Linked DNA regions of Mus musculus: all the other regions are linked to region 1. The links are chromatin loops, found by intact Hi-C in ENCODE. Cell type or tissue: left cerebral cortex. All regions are shown on one strand.

Region 1 (8,000 bases):
CCATACATTCCTCCTCGCTCTCTTCCAAATTCATGGCCTCTTATTTCATTAATTCTCTCTCCCCCCCTCTCTCACACACACATTCCTAAACACATAAATATAACCTTTTTAGTCTATATAGTGTTACTTATATGTGTGTTTTCAGGGCTGACCATTTGGTATTGGAAAACCCATTGGTGTGTTAATTGCGGGGACATCTACTTTTCCTGCCCTCAGCATCCTTAGTTGCCTGCAGGTCTTTGTGTGGGGCTGAGGCCTTGTGGGCTTTCCTTCATCTGTGTCTACTGGTGTTGTCTTTGTTCAGATCATGTTCAGGCGGTCACATTCTTTGAAAAACTCCTGCATGCATACCACGTTCTTGTTTGTAACCACCCCCACTCTTCCTTTCTAATCACCCCAACGCAGCCCATCACATCTCTTTCCCAGCCGTATGTTCTTATTTTATATTTATTTAGATCCAGAGTTCAATTAGTGCTGCACATGTATACATGGGTGTGGGTTCACCCACTAGGGCATAGCAACCTGCCAGTGGCCATGCTCCTGTAGAAACACAGTCCTCCGTCCTCCCTCCTCTAGCACCCACACTGCCGACAGATCCATGCTGGAGCCTCTGTGTGTGCGCGTGCCATGTATGTGCCCGTGCACGAGGAGGCTTCACATTCTCTGCAGCTGGAGTTACCAGCTGTTGTGATCTGCCAGATGAGAGTGCTGGGGACTGAAACGCAGGTTCAGAGTTCTATTCTCTCGTCTTGTGTCCACTGCGTTGTACTGGCATCCTACTGTAGTTGCCCACAGGGCTCAGCTGTGCTGTTCTGGTTCTCTGTGTCCACTATCCTTTCCTCCTTTCCTTTTGCCATCTTCCTTCCTTCTTCTCTGTCGCTCTCTGTCCCTCTTTTCTTTTTCCTGCTTACTTCTACTTCATCAGTTTCTTCTGAGACCTTCAGGCCAGTGATCTACCAGGTCCTGTTTATGAAGCCTGTCTTTCTTAGGGTTTCTACTGCTGTGAACAGGCACCATGACCAAGGCCACTCTTGTAAAGGACAACATTTCATTGGGGCTGGTTTACAGGTTCAGAGGTCCGTTATCATCAAGGTGGGAACATGGCAGCATCCAGGCAGGCATGGTGCAGGAGGAGCTGAGAGTTCTGCATCTTGATGAGAAGGCAGCCAGGAGGAAACTATATTTCAGACAGCTAGAAGGAGGGTCTCAAAGTCCACTCCCACAGTGACACATTTACTCCAACAAGGCCACTCCCTGGGCCAAGCACATTCAGATCACCACTAAATGCCTATCAAAGACATTTGTCATGCCTGCTATAATGTCTTGAAGAATAACATCCCCTATCTTAGAGTGCCTTTCTGTCTTGGGACTTCCCTTGCTTGTCCTACTTCTCTATAGCCATAAGAAAACATCATATCTAGGCAGCTTTTAAAACAAAGGGTTTCATTGGGCTTATGGTTTTGGAGGGTTAGAGTCCTTGATGGCCGAACAAAGACATGGGTTCAGGAACAGCTGGGAGCTCACACCTCGAGCCACAAGCTTGAGGCAGAGAGATTAGCCATCTGGGAATTACATGAATCTTTAGAAACCTCAAAGCCCACCCCAAGGCCACACTTCCTAATCCTTCCAAAACAGTTTCACCAGCTGGGACTGATATTCACATCTTTGAGCTTATGGAGTCATTATCACTCAAACCATCACACTTCTGCTGCTCACTGGCAACCTCTGTCTTTACTGGTAATTACAAGAATTTACAAGAAGTTCTGGGTTGGTTTGTTGTTCTGGATTGTAAACAAACACCTGATCTGGTAATGGGATCATTCTTACATCTGATTCTTATTTTTGCTATTTATTTTCTTCAAATTAGGTCCTCCCCCCCACCCCCTAAGACATAGTTTCTATATGCAGGAACTTGATCGGTAGACCAGGCTGGCATCAAACTCATAGAAATTCACCTACCTCCGCCTCCCAAATATTGAGATTAAAGGCACACACCATCACCTCCTGGCTACTATGGCAACTCTTATAAAGGAAAACTTTTAATTGGGGCTGGCTTACAGAGGGGGAGTGATTTTGGAAGTGTTATCACCACCCCCAGTAACCTAGTTCCGCCAGCCAGAGCCCGGATCTTGAAAGCTCTAGAGTCTTTATAATGACACCTCCACCCAGAGAAAGTGTTTACATCGTTAGCCTGTGAGAGAATATTTTAGATTCAATCTGCAGCAACAAAATACCAACTAGAAGTACTCAGAAGCCTGCCTCGTGGAACCACAGTTAGACTACACAGGGAAGAAAGAAACCACTCAAAGAGAACTAGATTTAAGGAAAGCTTACTCATGGGGCAAGAAGAATGGCAATTACATTGAATTTCTCATTAACAGCGTGCAGATGAAACTCCTAGGACTGGGGTCCTCATTCTCTGCAGAAACACAGGCTTAAAAACTAGACACGGGTAAAAGTGCATGGAGGTTTTGAAAACCCAGAAACCTGTCATGGAGTGCCCAAGGTGAGCTCAGGCACTACACTGCTGCACGGAAAACTTAAGAATTGTTTAACGTTGCCAGGGGTCACCTCTCCCCACCTGGCACTGTTCTGCCGCGGGAGGCCACAAAGTGCAAAGGAGAGTGGGGCAGTCTGCGGTGGCCCAGAGGGTACAAGGAGGCCAACTCAGCTTGGAGCAAATGAGAGGAGGAGTCTGGTCCTTTCTTCTTGGGGAGTAGAAGGAGGGGAACGCATTCTGGTGGTAGTCGTTCTCTCTCTCTCTCTCTCTCTCTCTCTCTCTCTCTCTCTCTCTGTCTCTCTCTCTCTCTCTCTCTCTCTCTCTCTCTCTCGCGCGCGCGCCGCTAAGGTTTCTTCTGGTAAAACATTCAGTATCACGCAAGCTCCTAATCAGAACACATTCTGACTTGCAGGGGCTCTTGAAGGACTGGTATTTGCCATCTTACTTTTGGGACAGTCATCTCCATATTCCCGGAATACCTCTAGCAAGAGAAGAACCTGCAGAGCCACACAGAGACACCAGAGGGCAGCAGAGCCTCTAAACTGAAAAAAAGAAACGGACAGGCCTCTGGCTGGGATGTGAACTGGACAAACCACAGAAAGAGAGACGTTCGAAAGGGCTTCAAGGAACCAGAGAATGGCCTCTGTGCTGACCTGTAAAGATTTTCAATTAGTACAAGATCGCTGAAGAAAACTCTCAGCCAGAACGTTCTAGAGTTACTTTCATAGCTACCGAAAAAGCAACACCCAACATGACAGCAAACAATCTAACAGACAAATGATCTTCTAAATCGGTATTTAGCTGTGCTTATACCAGGTGTGTGCAGGTCCCTTGAAAGCCAGAAGAGGGCGCCAGATGCTTTCGAACTTGGGTTATAGGTGGCCGTGAGCTGTCCTCTGGTATGGCAGCAAGCTCTCTTAACCTCTTAGCTCTCCAGCCCAAGAAATGTGATTTTAAAAACAGCTACCCATAACTTCTAGTCCGTTAGAAACTAGATGGTAAAGAAATGTCTTTATCAGCCTTTAAAAACTACCTATCAGTGCGCTGCTCTAGCTCAGCATGTCAGTAGAGGTCAGTAGAGACCCGCGAGCACCCAGAAGCCCTGTGACAGATCACGCCCCAGTTTCTCTTTTCCAAACTAATTGGGCTCTCTTAATTACGAAGACAACTGGCATTTGCAAAACATCTAATGATAATTAAGCTACTTGTCACCAACCTCTTACAGTCAGACACAGTCGGTGCAAGCGGCATTTCTTCTGTCTATTATTGTAAAGGTTGAGAATCTGTAATCTCCAAAAGCCAAACCCTGGAACATGCTAACACCACGTAACACCACTGACAAATGGGAAATCCCACACAGCCTGTGTGACAGAGCACAGTCTAGCCCGCAGCACAGGGAGGACACTGCATATGAGCACTCTTGGGCTAAGGGTAGAAGCTGTGGACAAAACAAATGCAATTTCTGTTTAGATGTAGGCGCCATTCCCAGAGTTTTCATTTGTCTATGCAAATACTCCCCACCCCACTCCAGTCTTAAAACATGTATGGTTCCAATCATGTTGGGTAAAGGAGACGTACCTCTGCTGTCTGCTGATTCGTTATCTCCTACGGGCCCCATCTGCCCCAGTTATTTCCAATCTCTCTTCCTTACTTACTGCCTTCTAACATTGAAAGGTAGACTCTAAGCTTCAAGTCAGTAATACTGCTACTTTCTAGAATATGACCCTTTCACTCCAACCACAGTTTTAATGCTGACAGAGAACGATGGCTAAAAATGGATATTTACTGGTGTCTTGGTCAGTGTTCTATTGCTATGAAGAGACACCATGACCACAGCAACTCCTGTAAAGGGAAGCACTTAACTGGGATTGGCTTACGGTTTCAGAGGTTTAGTTCATTGTCAGTATGTCAGGGAGCATGGTACTGTGTAGGCAGACATGGTGCTGGAGGAGCTGAGAGGTCTACATTCTGATCCACAGGAAGGCAGCAGGAAGGAGAGACACTGGACTTGCCTGGCTTGGGCCTTTGAAACCTCAAAGCCCACCCCCAGTGACACACTTCCTTCAACAAGACCACACCTAACCCAATAAAGATATAACTTCTAATAGTGCCAATCCCTAATGACCAAGCATTCAAATCTATGAACCTATGGGGGTCATTTTTATTCAAACCACCACAACTGGATATCCAGGCCTTTTCTTAAACATTTATGAGGACTATTGTTTAGCACGGCTAACTATTATTATCGTCTTCATCTTACAGATTCATAAGCTGAGGACCTGGGAGGTGAAGAACACAGCCTGTTGAAGATGCCTTTCCTTGTTAAGACAGCAGAAGGGATCTACCTGCTCAGACATCTGGCTCCAGACCCTGGAGTCTGGCTTGAATGACCTAGCCACTCTCTGTGTATTCAAGTCCTGTCCACATAATAAATGGGGAAGTTGGGTGCTTTCCCCAATGCCAAACCGTGGGGAATCCCTAGAGCCGGGGTACAGTCTCCCTTGTAAAACACGCAGGTTACCTGATCCAACCCCACTGCCCTTACTCCTTTGATTATGGCGAACGGGGGTGATTTCTTCATACGCAAAGCAGAAAAAAATCTTCGCTTCCTGTTGCTTGCTTTAAGATGGAAAAAGAAAATCAGAAGCTAATTACTGAGACTCTGAGAACAAGCCTGGGCTACACAGCAAACCATCCTTCACCTCCACCCCCAAAAAGGGAAAGAAAAGAAAATTGCAAGGCCACAAGGCTCTTCAGATGAGTTACAAACGTATCCTCCACCCCTGCCACTGCCTCCCGTGTTCGCTGCTCTCCTCTGAGGGCCAGGCAACTCTCACACCACCCAGGGAAGTGGTGGCTCTTTTTGAAGCACCATCCTCCCCATTCCCGAACTTATTTGACCTTGAAAATGGTGAGTTGAGTAGTTTTCATCCACGCCAGGTAAAAACTAGATAATATGATCATGGGAATGATTTCAGTGGATTACTGAGAAACAGAGCTGGCCCCAGATGAAGAACTGCACAGGAGGGAACCACAGCCTCCATCTTGTAAGAGACGGAGGGGAAACGTAGCTTGGTACCATCTGAAAGCTGAAGAAACAGACCAGAGGCCAGAGAACAAGCGCCCCAAACTTACACGATTAAATGCTTGGATGCCAAAGGCTAAAGAGTGGGAGAAAACGGACCGATAAGATCCTTTGTCTAGGGCTGGTGAGATGGCTCAGCGGGTAAGAGCACTGACTGCTCTTCCATAGGTCCTGAGTTCAAGTCCCGGAAACCACCCTCTTCTGGAGTGTCAGAAGACAGCAACAGTGTATTATAAGTAAGTACAGTGTACTTACTTATAATAATAAATAAATCTTTGGCCTGAGTGAGCGGGGTTGACCAGAGTGAGCAGACATCCTGAATTCAATTCCCAAAACCAGATGTACAGCTATAGTGTACCCCATATACATAAAATAAATAAGCAAATCTTTTAAAAAAGACCTTTTGTCTGATGGAAACAAGCACTCAGGGGAGAGGGCAGCCAGAAGGCCCGAGCTGTGTGAAGCCATTCTCACCCTGAGCAGGTTGTGGAGTGGCCCTGGGCTGAGGTCATTTCCACCCAGAGACACATTTTTTTCCTGTTAACCCTCAGGGCTTGAGAAATACTCATTAATTTTAGTGGCTTGTATTGGTAGTTTTGACATGATGTGAATTTTAAATGAAGCATTCTGAAAGAACTGCCAGAGTTGGTAGAAGGAGGCTGCTTGCTTTCCTGCGCAGAGGAGAAAAGAGGAGAAAAGAGCTACTAACACAGTTACTGCCAGTTAGGGTTCCTAGTATTTTGGGTTTGATGTTTTGCTTGTAGGGTACATCCATAAACAGTTTTAGTACCTGTTTTATGTAGTCCTATCCCATTACTGCTGTTGTGTATGGCTTTTGTGAGTATTGCCTTTTTTACTTAACTTTGTTAAGGGACAGCTGATTCCATTTTCTTTTTAGTTAAACTATGTTAGATTTTGATTCCTTCCTTCCTTCCTTCCTTCCTTCCTTCCTTCCTCCCTTCCTTCCTTCCTTCAAGATTTATTTATTGTATTATGTGAGCACGCTGTTGTTGTCTTCAGACACACCAGAAGAGGGCATCAGATTTCACTACAGATGGTTGTGAGCCACCATGTAGTTGCTGGGAATTGAACTCAGGACCTCTGAAAGAGCAGTCAGTGCTCTTAACCACTGAGCCATCTCTCCAGCCCCATTTATTTCTTCTCCTCTCTAACCATGCCCTTAACTAGAGGTCAATTTGGTTTTTAATTTGTACTTTCTCAATAATCTTGTGAGTTACACATCATAAATTGTTTCCATTGTTCTGGGAATTGACTAACCATAAAATGTTTCATAATCTGTTAACTGTCTGACCTATAACATGTACCTTTCCCATGAGCATAAAAAAATAACTGCAGGATTTCACTTCTGTAACCACCTGCTTGTTTCTGAGGTGGCAGAGTTGCTTTTGACTGTTTCTAAGAACAGCCTGGCTGGGTGAGCCTGGGCACATGGAGAGTCTGTGACAACAGCTCCAACCTCTACTTCATGATACTGGAAGCAAAGTCCTGCTTGGCAAAAAGCCAAAGGCGAGCCTTGGCTTGGCTCCCAGGGGTTCGAGGCTGTGTCACAGGCTCCCATTTTCCTGAGGAACTTTACAGTTACACAGGAGTTTGTTTTTAAATATGCAGACTTAACAGAAAGCCAGTCCATGGTGAGCACAGCCCACCATGAACGCCAAGTTTTTGTCTCTCATTATGCTTTGGTTTATAGTTAATGCTTGGCATCTTTATTCACACACTCCCTCCTGGCCTCTCTTCAAATCTGGCTTCCGAGAAGGTCACCTTAAATCCTACCTAGCCAAGTGCAGTGGATATCTCCTGCCCCAGTTCACTTCACCTCCAACCCCAGACTAGCACTTAGCCAAATAGGCCTCCCTAATATTTTAATCACCACAAACAGAAAATCTGCCATGTCAGTGCCTTTGTATGAAAGGCATCCTTTTATGTAGATCCTTAAATCATGAAGAGCAAGACGATGGGCTCTGGGGATCTTAACTCAGAGGAATAACAGATTCTGATATTTAAACAGAGTTTGCTTATTAAAGCTATAATACCAAATAAAGGCTTTTTATAGTAGAAAAAGTATTTAAAAATAGAAAAGTAGGAAATCTAAAAGAAAGGAATTCCTGCTATGGAGGCTGTACTTTCCAGATCTCAAATGTTGACTGTTAATACTCAGTTTCTGGAAGTCACCATCAGGGACACTGGATGATCTTTGAGAAGCTAGCACCATATGCCTACACAGTCGGACCATTATGAGCCTGGCTTCGCCTCTGCTGTTCACTGTGGAGGGTACATTCACCTTGTCTCAAAGACAGACGTGTGGATGTCATCAGTCTGATCAGAGCAGTAGCACAGTCAAGCCGGGACGTTCTTCTCTCCTCCACAGGATCTGAGTCTTGACATCTAGAGACA
Region 2 (8,000 bases), 150 kb after region 1:
CCCTCAGCCTCCACTGATCTACCAAGAAAGACTATACCCTATCCTCTCAGAGCAAAGCATGAGTCAGCAAAGATGAACAGGTTGAAACAGAATCTTTGCAAAGTGGAAAAGTCAGATGAACTCACCCTGTGAATCAACAGAGCAAGATCTAGCACAGTAGGCCCTGCCTGTGTCACCAGGGTCAGTACTGTGGGCCGTATGCTGGAGGACAGGTCATGGTCACCACAGCCAGATTTGGCCTCATATACCTGGGCAATCAAACGCAGAAATAAAATGTATTTACACCACCACCACGAGAAGCTAAAGGTGCAGTGTACTCAGTGTACACACAAGCACATTGAGATATCCACAGAACAGCCATGAAAACACTAAGGGTTTCCCCTGGGGTTCCGAAGCCCTTTGTGAGACCCAGGGCTTTCTCGTTTCTTTTGCTATCAGTTCCTCAAAGCTGTCTGACTCCTCTTTGGCTGTTTCAGGCTCTCGATCTCAGATACAGGAGGCACTCAACAGTGTGAACAATTTAGCGACTTGATGTACAAATTTCACCAGTGTGCATAAACTCTCATTCCCAGATCATAAGAACAAACATCTAGGTTTATACCTTGACTCAAGTTCAAGTTGATTCTATGATACGTAGAGATGACTGTGGTAGGCAGGGTCTTACACTGGCAAAAAAAAAAAAAAAAAAAAAAAAAAAAAAAAGTCCTGCCTACGTTCACAGATAAAAATTTATAAACATAACACACAAGCAAACTGTATGGCATGTGGATAATATCTTGGTAAAGCTGCTAAAAAGAACATTAAAATAAATATGGCTAAAATCTCCTAAATTTGGCAAGATTGATGCATATCATGTAGCTTTTAGAAGACACAAGAATTGGCTCATTGTTTTAAAAAGCGACCTTGCTGGAGAAGCCTACCCCGCGTCACCCACGTCACCATGCCAGGGGTTTGTGTGCTGATCTGTTCTCAGTCTCGTTTCAAAAGTAGGAAGCTGGAAGTGCCGAGAGGTTAAATGTCAGAATCACTATGATGAGACTCCACCTTTCTAACCCGGGTCTGTCTCAGAATAAGTCTATTCAGAGTCTTGGGCTGTTCTTAGATGGGTCTCTGAGGAATTTAATGACTTGTTGAACAAGTATGTTCTCCAGGACTAGACTTTTTCTAAAGCGGTCACCCAGCACAAGCCTGTAACAAAAACACTGATAAATAAAAATAAGCGTGTGGGGGTGGGGTGGGGGTGGGTTTGATGGGAAGGCGACATAGACTGAATAAAATTTACACACCGAGCTTCAAAATATAACAATTTAATATCTTTATGTGCAAAGCAGATTAACTATTGTTTAATCCAACAGTTAAATGGTTGCTTCTAAAAAAAAAATAAATGGTTGCTTCTGTGGGTTTGTAAGAGTTAGAAAATAAAAGTTATAAATATATATATACATACATATATACATATATACACATGTATGTATATATATATATATACATATATGTTTAACATGTATCATCATGTTAAACAAGGGGAAACACTTGTGTAGAAATGTCCACAAATCCCAGAGACCGATAATATTCACACGTGCGCTCCTTTCCAGTGCTCAGCAGTTTAATCAAATAAAGATACGCATGAAATTTAAGCTGCCATTCACTAGGTGCCTGACTGACTTCAAGCTTTTATCTTTTTGGAAGAAGTGAAAGGCCTAGCCTTTGTCTTCAGGCCTAGGTAAGAGACATGCAATACTATCAGAAGCAAAACAGAAGTCCGGATGCTACATTGCTATAAAAGAACTAACGATGGTTCTGCACAAAATGGGTGATCTGTGTGAGCTCTCAGGCTTCCAGTCACCCAAACTCCAAAGTGCAGTGGGAAGAACATGACAGCAAGAAGCAGAACTTGGGGCATGGGGTCTGAGAACTCGGCGATCTTCAGCAAGAAAAGCTACATTGAGTAGACCTCTCCATTCTCAAATAAGAATACACTGAGCTTCCACTCCCTTAATCTTGCATCTTCTAACCTACAGAGTGGGGCTATTAAATCATTTCTAATCTTGACCACACGAATGAAAAGTAATTTTTGATTGACTATTCTGAGGCAGTGAGCAGAGTCCAAAGAGAGCTGTCAAGATCTTATACTCAGGACTCTAAGGAAAGTCAAAGAGTCTCTCCCCAAACCTCTTATCTTAGCTCCGAGGATAAATGGTTTTCTGTTATGCACAAATAAAAGCCAACAGAGCTAAAGTCACATTTTTCTGGTTCCCAATCCAGTGCTTTGTCCAGTTTTTCTGTTTTCCTTCTCCCTCTGGGAAGGGTACAACATCTCCATCATAGACACTGAAGTCCAGTGCATGTTAAGTGAAGAGTTTAAGGGAAAATAGCAAAGAGAAAGGAGAAAGACAAAGTAGAGATTAAAAATAGTCACAGGATTGGCAATGTCTATAAAGAGTGAGTGGGCCGCCTGGCTGTCCAAGATCAAAATAGTAACGGGACTTGTTCTGATTTCCAATTTGGCACATTTAAGTACATTTAACTGTCCTGACTTGGACTCCTGGGGGACATGGCCAGTATAGTCATTGTTACTGCTACCATGATGTGTTTAGGGGAAGGTATGCAAGAGGAATCAGCCTCCCTTCCCCTCAGAGAACAGCCCTATGGCAGCAAGGAAGTTCTAGCTCCGCATTCATAGGCCAAAGGTATGAGAACATTTAGCCCAAAGCAAAGGCTGTTTAAGAGGCACTCAGCCAAAAGTACATTTATAAATTCAGTTTTTGAGGGAACACTAATAAATGAAGCTATTTGGTGTGTTTCATAGATTGAGTGAGTAGATGTATGTGTGGTTGGATGGATGGATAGATGGATGGATGGATGGATGGATGGATGGATGGATGGGGTGGAATGGGTTGGAAATGAGTCAAATACTCACTAGCAACACACTGCTTAGTCTAAGCTAGCTATCTTCACAAACATTTGATGTCTCAATGATACCACCATCATCTGAGCAATGACCATCAGTGTCTTGGACAGAAGAGAAACTGAGGCACCAATTGTTAGCGACTTCTAAGGGGCTGTGGCAGGAAGGTCCAGTTGAGCTGACATTTGAGCACAGGGCTGCTGAGGGCCAGTCCGGCCCAAAGCAAAGGACTCCTGTCAGCTGTCCTTGTTCTTCAAAAGCTGTGACTGAGCTTTTCTTCTGACAGGAAGAACGGGAAACATCGGAACAGCGGTCAACGGTTCTTACTGCTGCTCTCACAGGATGAGCACAACAGCAGGGACGCAGGAAGATGGTGTAAGCTAGCTTGCTTCCTTTGAAAGGGACTTAGACAGAGTCTTAAGGATCATGGGTGCGGGAGGGAGCAGCTTGGGCAGCCAAAAGCCAAAAGCCAAGGATAAAGAAGACAAGGGACCACACAGAATGGGGCTAACTGTCAAGGCAAAGGAAAGAGAGCTGGTTAGTCTTCCGCAACACTCAGGGGATGTGAACATGAGAACCTCACACTGTCCTAGTTCTTACCTGGCTGCCAGTGGGTGCTTGTAAAACTCGTCATAAGACAAATAAATGGGGGCTGATCGTGAATTACTTCTGTACTGGTTGGTGCAGGAGTAAAGAGACCAATATGGGGTTGTGGCAGCTTATGCTTGGAAAACACCTGGAACCAGCCCCCATCCTGGCTGGTTCAAATGGAAGAGGCTTTTTACCATTTTCAGAGACACAGGGAGTAAGATTAAAGCTAAAATTATCAGCATATCAGCCTCAAAGGCAATACTCCCCACTGACCTTGTTTTAAGAAAAACGCAGGCAAGCAAAAAAGGACAGCAGAGTAGGAGAGAACTTTGCTAAAATCACAGAACTCTTTCTAAGAATTTAATTATTTCCTGGAATGAAATGAAATAAGGAGAATTTTTTTTTGTCATAAGGCTTTCGAGTATTATTAAATAAGGTAACTGAGAACTGGCTGGTTGAGAATATGAGGTTAAAATTAGAGCGATTGCAGATTAAGTAATAAACTATTCTGAGAATGCCACTGTATAAATACCAATAGTCCGGACCCCACTCTGCATAACAGCAGCGAACCCATTATGACCACTCTCTGCAACTTGGAGTGGAAATTAAAAAGACAAAGCCTGCAGTCAGAGCCCCTCTGGAACTAAGATGAGGAGGTAGAGCGGGACCCACCCTACCCAAGGATGCCAAGGTAGCAACTCCTCACCCGTGCGCTGTGGCACTACACGCCAGAGCTGCTCTGTCTTCCTTGGGGGCGAAGATGCAGAGGACAGTGGTCCACGGCCCAGCTGGAGCAGCAGCAGCTGTAGCAGCGACCGCACCACCCGGCTCCAGCGGGTCGCAACGCCCGATGTAGCTGTTCCTAGACTAGACGCAGTCCGCAGTCCGAGGGACCCTCAGAGTCTCACGGTGGCCATCATCAACCTGGTTGTCCGGCCTTTGTGTGCCTTTTGTACCAACAACAAACAAGTCCCAGCCAGCGTTACTGCCACTGCATTCAGCGCAGGGCCGGGAGAGTGCGGCAGTCACAGCTCCCCCTACCTAGCTCACTGCTCTCTTTTTTTAAATTAAAGAGATAGCATATCAGCTTCAAAGAATGCCATAATGCCACACACCCAGTGTTGTGGATCACTGAGGTAAAAAGTCACGATGGGAGCTTTATTATTATTTTTGTTGTTTTCCAGAGATTAATTTTATGGAAGGCATACGGCTTAAAACAAAGTCATTCCCCATAGAAGGTTGGTGCTAGGGGCTTGGTATGGGCCTCCTCAGCCCCATAAAGAGTTCTGAATAGACTCTGCCCGGTCTGAAGACAGGAGGATTAAGCGCTCAAGATCAGCCGCCTTTACATAGTGAGTTCAAGGATAGCTGGTCTCAAAATGGATGAATGGATGGATGGATGACAGACAGGTGATAGCCATATGATAGTAACAGCAGCACATGCCCAGATAAAACAGCATACACAGTGCCTTTGTTCATTGTCATTGTGGACATGAGATTCCAAATAAGTATCAAAAAATCAAAAATTCACTCAAAATGTGCTGTGTGTTGTAAAATGTTCTACAGTTGCAATCTGATGCCAGTGTTAATTCAGTGTTTCTGTCAGTTTAGTAATGGGGACACTGAGGCAATAAACCAGGGCACGGCATCTCTACGGCACCAAGCTTTGTGTGCAGCCCCGGTCCTCTGCCCTTGCGTGGGCTGTGCTCTAGTTACAGCATCAGGACCAACATCCTCCAGCATCCTATGAATGGGGAGTGTACACCAGCTAGAGCTTCAGAAGATTGGAGGCTCCTGTTTGCTGCACCCTTGGGGAAATTACCTAATTCAGCTCAGCCATACAGGCTCCAATGATGTCCCTGGGGAGAGGCACCGACTTCAGAAAGGGCAATCCACTTTGTCTGCTTTGCTGTAGTCTCGCCCTTCCCAGGGGACCACTGAAGATACCAAATCTAATAGCATTTCTTCCACACCACAGACTCCTATTAGTCATCCCTCGGAATCCATGGGAATTGCTTTCTTGAAGCTGCCAAAACCCAAAGATGCTCAAGGTCCTGATCTTAAAAGGGCATTAGAGAGCTGTGTTTGGAATGGCACAGTGGGCAAGGCCACTTTTTGCACAAACATGAGTACCTTAGTTCAAATGCCTAGTACCTACAACAAGTGTTGTGGGGCCGTGTGCCATAGCTCAATAATGTTAAGACAGGTAGAGTTTTCTGTCTCCTGAAGTCTCCCAGATCAGTAAGAGACCCTGTCTCAAGGAGATAAGACAGAGGTCTCCCACTGGCTTTGGAGTACACTCCTGTAAATATATATATATATATATATATATATATATATATATATATATATATATACATACATACATATACACACACAGTGTTGGTGGGGTGTAAATAAATAAATAAATAAATAAATAAATATATAAATGCTGAGGTTGCTATGCTAAACTGCAGCCAGGAAGAGAACTAGGTCCTTTGTACAAGAGGGCTGCCCCGCTAGAGGCAACTCTAAGCTCAGAGAACAGTGAAATCCAGGAGGCTGGGAGGGGTACCGAAGGTTGGAAAGAGAAAGGAATGATGGGACAAGAGCTAAAGTGTTGCCTTGAAAGGTAATTTGTAAGAGACACAGAAGGTAATCTTTAAAAAAAAATTTAAAAATTAGGCGAGATGGCTCAGCAAGTAAAGGTGCTTGCAGCCAAGCCTGGCCGTCTGAGTTCAATTCCCAGGACACACAGAATGGAAGAAGAAGTTAAAACCAATTCCTCAAAGTTGTCCTCTGACCTTTGCATATGCACTGTAATGCACACACACACACACACACACACACACACACACACACACACACGTACACACAATCAGCCAATCAACCAATTAGCACGTAAATGTAAAAGAAAATCTATTTTTTAAAAATCAAACTGCTTAATTTAAAGAAATTCTGCCACAGATTATGCAGTGTGACTCTTTTCAATTTAATGTTTTAAAACTCTGATTTCTCCTTTATACATTTGAAGTTAAGGTTCAGGATCATTCGAAATATGACACAATACTAATTATATTTAGGTTACATCTTGATTTTTTTTGTTTTTTGTTTTCTTTCTCTTTTTTATTAGATATTTTCTTTATTTATATTTTAAATGTTATCCCCTTTCCTAGTTTCCCCTCCAAAAATCCCCTATCCTCTCCCCCCTCCCCCTGCTCCTCAACCCACCCACTCCCGCTTCCTGACCCAGGCATTCCCCTCTACTGGGGCATAGAACCTTCACAGGACCAAGGGCCTCTCCTCCCATTGATGACCCAGTAGGCCATCCTCTGCTACATATGCAGCTAGAGCCACGAGTCCTTCCATGTGTTTTCTTTGATTGGTGGTTTAGTCCAAGGGAGCTCTGGGCTTATTGGTTAGTTCATATTGTTGTTTCTCCTAGGGAGCTGCAAAACCCTTCAGCTCCTTGGGTCCTTTCTCTAGCTCCTTCACTGAGGACCCTGTGCTCCATCTAGTGAATGACTGTGAGCATCCACTTCTGTATTAGTCAGGCACTGGCAGAGCCTCTCAGGAGATAGCTGGTACAACCACTCTGGAAATCAGTCTAGCAGTTCCTCAGAAAATTGGACATAGTTCTACTGGAAGATCCAGCAATACCATTCCTGGGCATATACCCAGAAGATGCTCCAACTTGTAATAAGGGCACATGCTTCACTATGTTCATAGCAGCCTTATTTATAATAGCCAGAAGCTGGAAAGATCCCAGATGCCCCTCAACAGAGGAATGGATACAGAAAATGTGGTACATTTACACAATGGAATACTACTCAATTATTAAAAACAATGAATTCATGAATTCTTAGACAAATGGATGGATCTGGAGAATATCATCCTGAGTGACGTAGCCCAATCACAAAAGAACACACATGATATGCACTCACTGATAAGTGGATATTAGCCCAGAAGCTCAGAACACCCAACATCTTGATGTTTTTCTGTCGCTGTAACAGAATATCCAAGAGTGAGTAATTTATAAAAGAAGCAATTACTTGGCTGGTTTCTGAGGCTGTAAAGAACATCACTCCGTGGTCCACCTGGCAAGGCTCTCTGCTGCTCTGGCTGGGGGTGGGGTGCACGGACCCCAGATGGCTCAAGCACAAAGGGGCAGAGCTCTCCACAAGAGAGAAACTTAACTGACCGACGGAATTCTGCCCCCACGACCCAAGGCCTCCACTAGGCGCCACTCCCAAGCTTCTTCATTGAGAACTGGAGGCTTGGTTTCTTTGGGAACAAAGTTTTCAAATCAGAGCAGCTTACAGAGCTTCAGTTCTTCCTGGTTGCTGTCCTAAAACGCCCTCCCGAAAGCAGCTTGAGGGAGAAAGGGTTTATCCTGGCTCACAGTTTGAGGCTGCAGTTTGCTGGGTCTCAAAGAAGCCTGGGCAAGGCTCCTTTGGTCCAGGTGACTCCTCCCTCAGTCCAGCTGGCTCCTCCCAGCACTTCTCCCCCTCCCCATACTCAA
Region 3 (8,000 bases), 120 kb after region 1:
AGCACCCTCATCTTTATTTCACACTTCAACCAATAGTGTCACCACCTACAGGCACCTCAGAGGACCATCTCTCCAACCAATAGTGTCACCACCTACAGGCACCTCAGAGGACCATCTCTCCAACCAATAGTGTCACCACCTACAGGCACCTCAGGGGACCATCTCTCCAACCAATAGTGTCACCACCTACAGGCACCTCAGGGGACCATCTCTCCAACCAATAGTGTCACCACCTACAGGCACCTCAGGGGACCATCTCTCCAACCAATAGTGTCACCACCTACAGGCACCTCAGGGGACCAACTCTCCAACCAATAGTGTCACCACCTACAGGCACCTCAGGGGACCATCTCTCCCCAGAGCGCCTCTGCAGCTACTTCTAGCCCAAGTGCATACCCTCCAGTCTCTCCAGCCTAACCTGCGTTTCTCCACTCCCAGCATCAGCTGCTCCGCGGCTCCCGGGCTTTAATAACCAGCTCCCACTTGGTCTCCTTACTTTCTGTATGTCCTTGGTTATACAGCAGGGTCACATCATACACCTGCCGGCCCTGAGAACTATCCTGTGAAAACTAGTGCATGCCTTACACGAGTGCTCAAAGAAACGTAGGTGGGAATACTGACTGCCACTAACAAAACAACAACAATGACAACAACAAGCAAAACAAAAGCCAACTTAGAAATAAACCAAATGTTGTGATATATTTGCATGGCAAAATATCACACAACAATGAATACTGACCAGCCAAGCTATATACACTTTAGATGGATACTAATAAAGAAATATTGGGTGAAAAAAAGCTCCCCAGCTTATTACCTAAAGAAAGATAAGCTCCTTATAACAGGCATAACCAACAAAAGTAAATGGAACATTGTCTGGGTTATATACTTAGGTTACACATACGTATTAAATGCAAACAAGAAGATATCCATTACGTCATCATGGGTGATCATTCCACTGGTCAATTAACCATCTAATTACAAAGGAAGTAATACATAAACCAGGGCTCATTAGTCCAATTTGGGATCACTAAGGTGTGCTGGGAGAAAAAAATGGCAGAAAATACAAAAGAAGGAAACCTATGACGTTTTCAGGTTTTAAAGAGAATCAACTACAAGAAACTAATACCTAAAATAAGTGTATTAACTGAGGTCAAACACTTAACAATCTGGTAGACTATAATCTCTGTTGCTATCTATCACAGGGCAGTGAGATGCCTAAAAAGCAAGCTGGCTGTAAGACATCCTCAGCAGCACTAGCTCTTATGGAGTGTGCCAAGATTTGGGGGTTTGTATAGGCTCTCTTCCCTTCTCTTCTGGATACTGCAACCAAGGAAAGAAAATGCACCTATTCCCCCCAGATGCAATGTACCTTCTATTCAAAGTGCCCGTCTCAATGTTTTGAAAACGAGTATCAAATCATTAGAAGCTTCGTCTCGCCAGCCAGCCTCATTCTCCCTTACAAACCTCGGAGATAGGCATTTCAATTACTACCAAACAGTGACTCTATTAAACAGTATGATAATATAACTGTTCAGCAGATCACCCAACACCTCTTTTTTTTTTTAAAAAATATCAATGACACAGGGAGATGCTCAAGAGTCAAAATCTGGGGGGTCGGGGAGGGACATGACACACTTGTGATGAATTAAAAGAGAAAAGCTAAATCTCCATCTACTATCTATTATCATCTGCCTCTCACACTAAACTATTCAGAATTTAATAATGTCAATCTAGAAAGTCCTAAGCAGCAGGGACTGAGAGGTAAAGAGGGGAAAGTCCGCCTGAGAAGAGAATGCCGACACCCTGTTTCTTCAGAGCATTAAATGAGGTGGTAGGTGAAGAGGCCACAGAGCACAGCGGCTGAAGCTCAGCAGGGTGTGGAGATCATAGAACAGGGCCCAGGAGCTCAGTGATGCTCTTCCCACACACTCCCCAGATACAGAAAGGGAGAACTGCTAAGCATCAGCCACGACCTATCTCTAGCCCTGACCTCTCTTTCTGAATCCATCTGCAGTTGTGAGCTGACTTTCAGTCCTTACAGTCACAGACCTTAGCAGTGACCAGACTTTCAAATGGGAAAGCAATTCTGACACATGAATTTGGCCCCAGTTACATGTACATGGTGGTGGCAAGCAGGATCTGGGTCACCCACTTCTCCGTTATATGCATTTTCCTAATTCCTTCTGTGTCTCACCATCAGCTGAACCACATCTAAAAGCAAACTGACTGCCACACTTGTTCCAGAATGAGCTGCCTCTGTCATCTGCTAAGAAACCCTTGCTCTCCTGGTCTGGTTCCAGGCTTGCAAACATGCCTATAAAGCCTTCTGCCTTAGTTTACTTCCTCGCTCCTTCCTTTAGGTCCATGTGGCACCAACTGCCACAATTCTGTCCTTTACAAAGTGCCCTGTATATCCCTTCATTTGCTTATTTGTAGTTTGTGGTGTTGGTGTTGGTGCTGTTGTTGTTGGTGGTGGTGGTGTGTGTGTGTGTGGTATGTGTGGTGTGTGTGTGGTGTGTGGTATGTGTGTGCATGCATGGTGTGTATGTATGGTATGTTTGTAGTATGTGTGGTATGTGTTTGTATGTATATGTGTGTGTTGTGTCTGATATGTGTGTGTGGTGTGTGTATGTGTGTGTGGTGTGTGTATGTGTGTGGTGTCTGTGCATGTGTGGTGTGTATGTATGGTATGTGTGTAGTGTGTGTGGATTGTGTATATGTATATGTGTGTTGTATCTGATATGCGTGCATATGTGTGGTGTGTGCATGGTATGTGTATGTGTATATCTGGTGTGTGTATGTGTGTGGTTATGTGTGTGTGTTATGTATGTATGTATATGTGTGGTGTATGTGTGTATTGTGTCTGATATGTGTGTGTGGTTGTGTGGTTGTGTGTGTGTGTGGTGTGCATACTGTGTTATGGGTATATGATGAGGGCACACCTGTGAAGGTCAGAGAACAAGTCTTAGAGAAGGCTTTCTCCTTCCACTGTCACGTGGGCTCCAGCATTAAGTTCAATTGCCAGGCTGGCACAGCACTGAGCCTTCTCACGTCCCCATGCTTTCAATTTCACCTTCACAGCCATAGTCTCATGACCTCAGACCAGATCAGTGATGGGCCTGGATCTCTTTCACCTCCCAACCACCCAATCCAAACAATATGACCACTTCAACCACCCCAAATCTGAGTCCTGCACAGGCACCTGTAAGAAACTATTCCAGTGTCAAGAGCTACAACTGAGTCATGTTACCATATGCATTTAGGGAACACGACAACAAAGTAGACCCAGGAGTAAAGTGGGAATAGACACAGAAGAGCAAACCCATAAAGGCGGGTAAGAATGAAGGTGTCACAGACAAAGAAAGCAATAACAGTGTGTTCCTCTGCAGGTCTGCCTCAACTCCTGGGGCAAGCCAATGTCTTCGAGTCAGCAAACACCCCTGGGGAATATGATAAGAAATGACCCGTCTGTAGAGGTGCCTGAGAGCAGGTCACCAGAGATCTGTCTAATGTGCAGGAAACCAGAAAAGCTACCCAGTGGATAAAAAGCCAGGACCACCCTGGAGGGCTCTGAATTAAGCAGTATGGAAACCCAACTAGAAACGCCATCCATGACACTCAAGTAACTCCTGTGATTTTATTTGACTTTTTAAGGCCTGGAAACGATGATGTTTATCACATAAGAAAGGAAAGATACTAAAATTAGAGAACAGGATCATTCCCAATAAAGCTTAAGCTTCCCTTTCAAGAAAACTGTAGCGTCTGCCCCATCATTTAAGAATACAATTGAACATGTAAAAATGTTCTCATTTTCCTAAGTATTGGTAGACTAAGCCGTTCATTAGCACTTCAGAAGTTTCAGGTTTTCTCCTCAAAATAACATTTTGGGGATTAAGTTATGTCTGAAGACCCTTTTCAGTTGTAAATTTCTGTGATTCAAAGAAATTAGTGTAGAGAATTTGCTTAGCACATGCAAAGCCATAGGTCTCAGTCCCAGGACCACAAAGAGAGTGGGAAGGGCTCCAGAATTGGCTATTTTAAAAACACCATTCTTGTTAAACTTAGAAACTGAAAAATATAAATGATGGTCCCGTTCTATCAATGGTGATGTCTGTGAATTTTAAAAACTCCCTGGTTCACAATGCCCATCAAAATACGTGTCTTCGTTTTAGGCAGTTAAGATTCACAAATGTGGAAATTGTAAGTGCAAAAGAAAAAAAAAGTCAAAAAACAAAACAAAACAAAAACAAACCAAAACCTACAACCCACAACCACGCTCCAGCCATTCTGCTCCAACTCTTTACAAAGCTCTATTGACTCATCTGAGCATCAGTCTTCCGTGACAGACAGGAGCCGGTGAATTTCCTGCCGCCAGTAGGCGACTGCGCCCATCTAAGAAGGCAGGCCTGGCGCTGACCTACCTCCCTGTCTCCGCGCCACAGTCGCTGCTCCGCCACCGGAAAGCTGGTCTCAGCGAAGATGCGCTCCTTGAGGTCCCGCCCGGTAGCGGTCGCCGGCACCGCCACGGTCCTGCAGCCCACGCAGCCGCGGAGCACGGTCACGCGGACCCACCTGCGACAGGCAAAGGGACGGACGGTCAGCTGGGTTCGCGCGCGGCCGGGCGGCACCACCCTCCCGCCCGGGGTCTCGTCACCTGTCCCCCATGGCGGGCTCCCCAGGCCTCCTCCTCACGCCCAGCCCTGCCGCTCCGAGAGGTCCGCCACTGGCCCTGAGGCGGGGATCCTCATGGCAGAGGCCTGTACCGCCGCAGCGCTCTGCCGCAGCCCGCAGAAGGGCAGAGGAAGGCGCCGCTGCGGAGGAGGAGCGAGCCCTAGCGCGCCGCGCGCTCGGGGCTGCAAAGGGCCATGTAGGCGTCGCCCGCAGGCATGCGCAGCCCTGGGACCGTTATCTGCGGAGCAGCCCTTCCGCGTAGCCACGCCTTCTTAGACGCGCCCTAAGGGCCGCTACTGTTCTTGGAGGAGCCTCAGGCCCCGCCTCGGCTCCGCCCCTCTCGTGGATGGCAAAGGACGGACCCGCCCCCTTCTTAGGCCACGCCTTCCTCTGACACACCCCGCACACTGCGGTTGTTCTGAGGAGACTCACGTCCCGCCTCGACCCCGCCCCGTTCCCCCGTGCAGCTAAGGACCGCCCTGCGCCGGTCTCCAAGCCACGCCCCTCCCAGGAGCGCCCTTCGATTGCAAGGATGCTTGGGACCGGCTTTTGCCACCCCTTCTCTCCCAGTCTATTCACTAAGGAGCAGCTCCAGTGGCTCTCTCCAGGCCACACCTCTCCCGAGCCCTCCACTCAGAAGTGACTGCTGAAGAGCAGCCTGGCCCTAACCTAACCCAACTATACTAAGCAGCCGCACAACCCCACATGCTACACCCAGGTACCTCCTTCCACTTAACTTCTCACAGATCCTGATGAAAATAGAAAAACCAAACCCCTCATCTATTACAGCCACGCAAAAGCTACTTGGTGTAATAGTAAACGCCTGATTGTTATTTGAAATATTCTCATGTACTAAAAACTCCATTTTAGAGTTAACCCTTTTAAAATGATATTAATTACCACTTCTCTTGGCTCCCTTCCATATAGTCAGGATTCATCATTAGGAGTAAAAACTACCCCGAGAGCTCCTTAGAAGACCATAATGTTAGTCAAGCTTTCCTTTCGCTGTTGGAACGGGTCAGTTTCATCAATTAGAGAAAAATACTGAAACTCAGTATAACGATCCTGCCTAGAAACCCCGATAGACAAATACTTGATTTTTAAATTAGATAAGCCTATACAAGTGAATGCATTGGGATATCAACAAATAGGAAAAAATATTGATTTTGTCTATCAAGTGAGATTCCCCCCATTCCAAGCCCCTCCCAAACACCATGCCTAGCACCTGTAATGTGACATGTACCACCCAGACCCCAAGACAAATCTTCAGGTTAAATGTCTTCAGAGTTCAGAATGCATCCCTCTTCCTCTGTCTTCCTATAAGATCTTTCTCTGGGCACCAAGCAGGATGTTGTAACAATAGAACCTAGGCATGGAGTGGAAGCCCTGACAGGAAGGACTGACCTCAGCCATCAGGCATGCCACAAGAGAAGCAGAGTCAGCCCACAAGGAGGCTGATCAGAGGCAGCTTTGAACCTCTAGAGCAGAATGCCTTTGGGATACATCACACAATGTCATTACTCATGGGAAATGCAGATCAGAACTCAGGAGAGATGCCAGAGCTAGTGGCATCCTAGGCCGAGGAGTCACTAGCTTCTTCAGATAATAGTCATAAAATCTACTGAAGCTACTGTATCCCAACTGGATACACCCCTGAATGACAAGGACACCCAAAGAGTGAGACAACGTATCCTAAGCAACTGTTTGGGTAGGCCTGGTTGCAATTTTACCAGCTAGAGTTCTGGACATGTACTTGCTGGTGGTTGCACAATATCATGACTGTGATGCCATGGAACTGCACGATTCAAAAGGACTCTGAAGGTAAATCTTATCCTATGTGTACCACCGTATTAAAATATGTTCTCCATTTTGTTTGCTGAGACAAAGCACAAGGCGGTTCTGAAGTGTCAGGATTTTTCTGCCTCTGCCTCCTTAAGTGCTAGGATAGGCTACATGGTCATGTATTCAGCTGTTTTTCCCCTTTCTTGTTCAATATTTTTAGGTAGCACAGAAACTCTAAAGAAGTTGATAAGAACAGCTGTCAAGGTTTGGAGCCAGAGACATGAAAGGCAGGCAGCAGGGCAGTGACCACATGTCATATCACAATGATACATTTCCTGTTACATATTGACTGGCAGGCAGCAATAAGATTCAAAAGACTGCAAAGGTAAACTTGAACAGCTAGCAGATGACTAGGACAAAGTAGCAAAATAGCAACAGGATAGTCATTAGTCTATCAGTGTGTGTGTTGGGGGGGGGGGAGTTGGTCTACTTTTTGTATGCACAAGGGACTTATTATTTTTGTTTGTTTGTTTGAGACAGAGTCTCACCATGTATCCCTGGCTGGCCTAGAATTCACTACATAAACCTAGATGGCTTTGAATTCATAGAGACCCCTTTGCCTCTTCCCCCTGAGTACTGGCATTAAAGGTATGTGCCACCACACCTTGCAAAGATAAATGGCATGACTATTTTGACAGAAGCCATCAATAAATAGATGAGTCCAGAGAACTAGGAATCCGGGGCTGGGAAGATGGGTCAGTGGGTAAAATGCTTGCCATGTATTCGAGAATCTGAATTAAGATTCCCCACCCTTGCATATAAAAAGCTGAGCCTGGTGTCTGTAATTGGGAAGGAGTGGAACTAGACAGATCTCTGAGGTTACCGGCCAGCCAGTCTAGCCAATAAGTGGTCTCCATGTTCAGTGCAGAGACCTTTTCTCAAAATATATGAAGAAATAAAGGATGAAAACAAGCCACATAAGCTTGCAGCCTCTACACTCACCTATGCACACACATGGACATGGGCAATGCATATTCTACTGAGGGGCACTCCATCTTTAGTGAAGATCTTTATGAATCTGAAGGGAAAAGTGATTTTCACAAGTTGAAAATCGCGCAGCTTGGAAACAATAAAGGCAGGCCTGGCTCCACCCTGCAAGCTCCTCCCAGGCAGGAGAGATGGCACTAGTGGGGATCATGGAAATATGCATTGTAACAAGCAATAAAAGTAAATAAAGCTGCTGATTTTATGCTTACATTACAAAGAAGGGAGAGAAACAATAAGCAAGTAGATGAGGGATAGACGATCCCTCCCTGTAAAGTCAGGTAGCAGGACACACCATTTAAAGGCCATCCACAATGAAGGAAGTGTTCCACCCTCAGAGCAAATGTTAATTAGAGGCTTGAAGAAAATGAAGTGGAGCTTACATAGCTCCATGCATTGAAGAAAGGGACCCGGAGTCAACATATATGACATCTGCTTTCACATTCACATTGTAAGAAACAGGAAGAAGAGATGAGAAAGGAAGAAAGGAAGAAAGAGAAAGA

Evidence for each region. A loop is a pair of places that touch in the nucleus more often than their neighbours do. Peaks named below come from ENCODE experiments on the same cell type or tissue, not always from the same donor. Only the 100,000 strongest peaks of a DNase experiment are listed, where the experiment ranks them.
Region 2: it touches region 1 in a loop (4-fold over the local background); 8 of 42 quality-filtered maps call a loop at or near these places.
Region 3: a loop joins it to region 1, with 2.2 times the contacts of the local background. A loop is called at or near these places in 2 of 42 quality-filtered maps.

The regions. Positions count from the first base shown.
Region 1 is chr14:61,289,945-61,297,944 of GRCm38, reverse strand. It overlaps 1700109G14Rik (RIKEN cDNA 1700109G14 gene), which reads left to right. Exons shown (of 3, transcript NR_033788.1): 2 at 2,913-3,316; 3 at 4,763-4,962. Among named protein-coding and RNA genes, the nearest start is that of 1700109G14Rik, 11 kb to the left of the region's middle. In left cerebral cortex, CTCF peaks have their summits at 3,017 (motif pointing right), 3,328 (motif pointing right) and 3,569 (motif pointing right); DNase peaks (open chromatin) are centred at 2,113, 3,074, 3,309 and 3,563.
Region 2 is chr14:61,134,977-61,142,976 of GRCm38, reverse strand. Sacs (sacsin) reads right to left here and starts at 4,520. Exons shown (of 10, transcript NM_015788.2): 1 at 4,206-4,520. In left cerebral cortex, a CTCF peak has its summit at 4,534; DNase peaks (open chromatin) are centred at 44, 2,501 and 4,411; H3K4me3 peaks cover 1,666 bases; H3K27ac peaks cover 539 bases.
Region 3 is chr14:61,169,870-61,177,869 of GRCm38, reverse strand. Sacs (sacsin) reads right to left here. Exons shown (of 10, transcript NM_015788.2): 3 at 4,422-4,572. Among named protein-coding and RNA genes, the nearest start is that of Sacs, 35 kb to the right of the region's middle. In left cerebral cortex, a CTCF peak has its summit at 4,387; DNase peaks (open chromatin) are centred at 2,138, 4,462, 5,023 and 6,176; H3K4me3 peaks cover 1,931 bases; H3K27ac peaks cover 990 bases.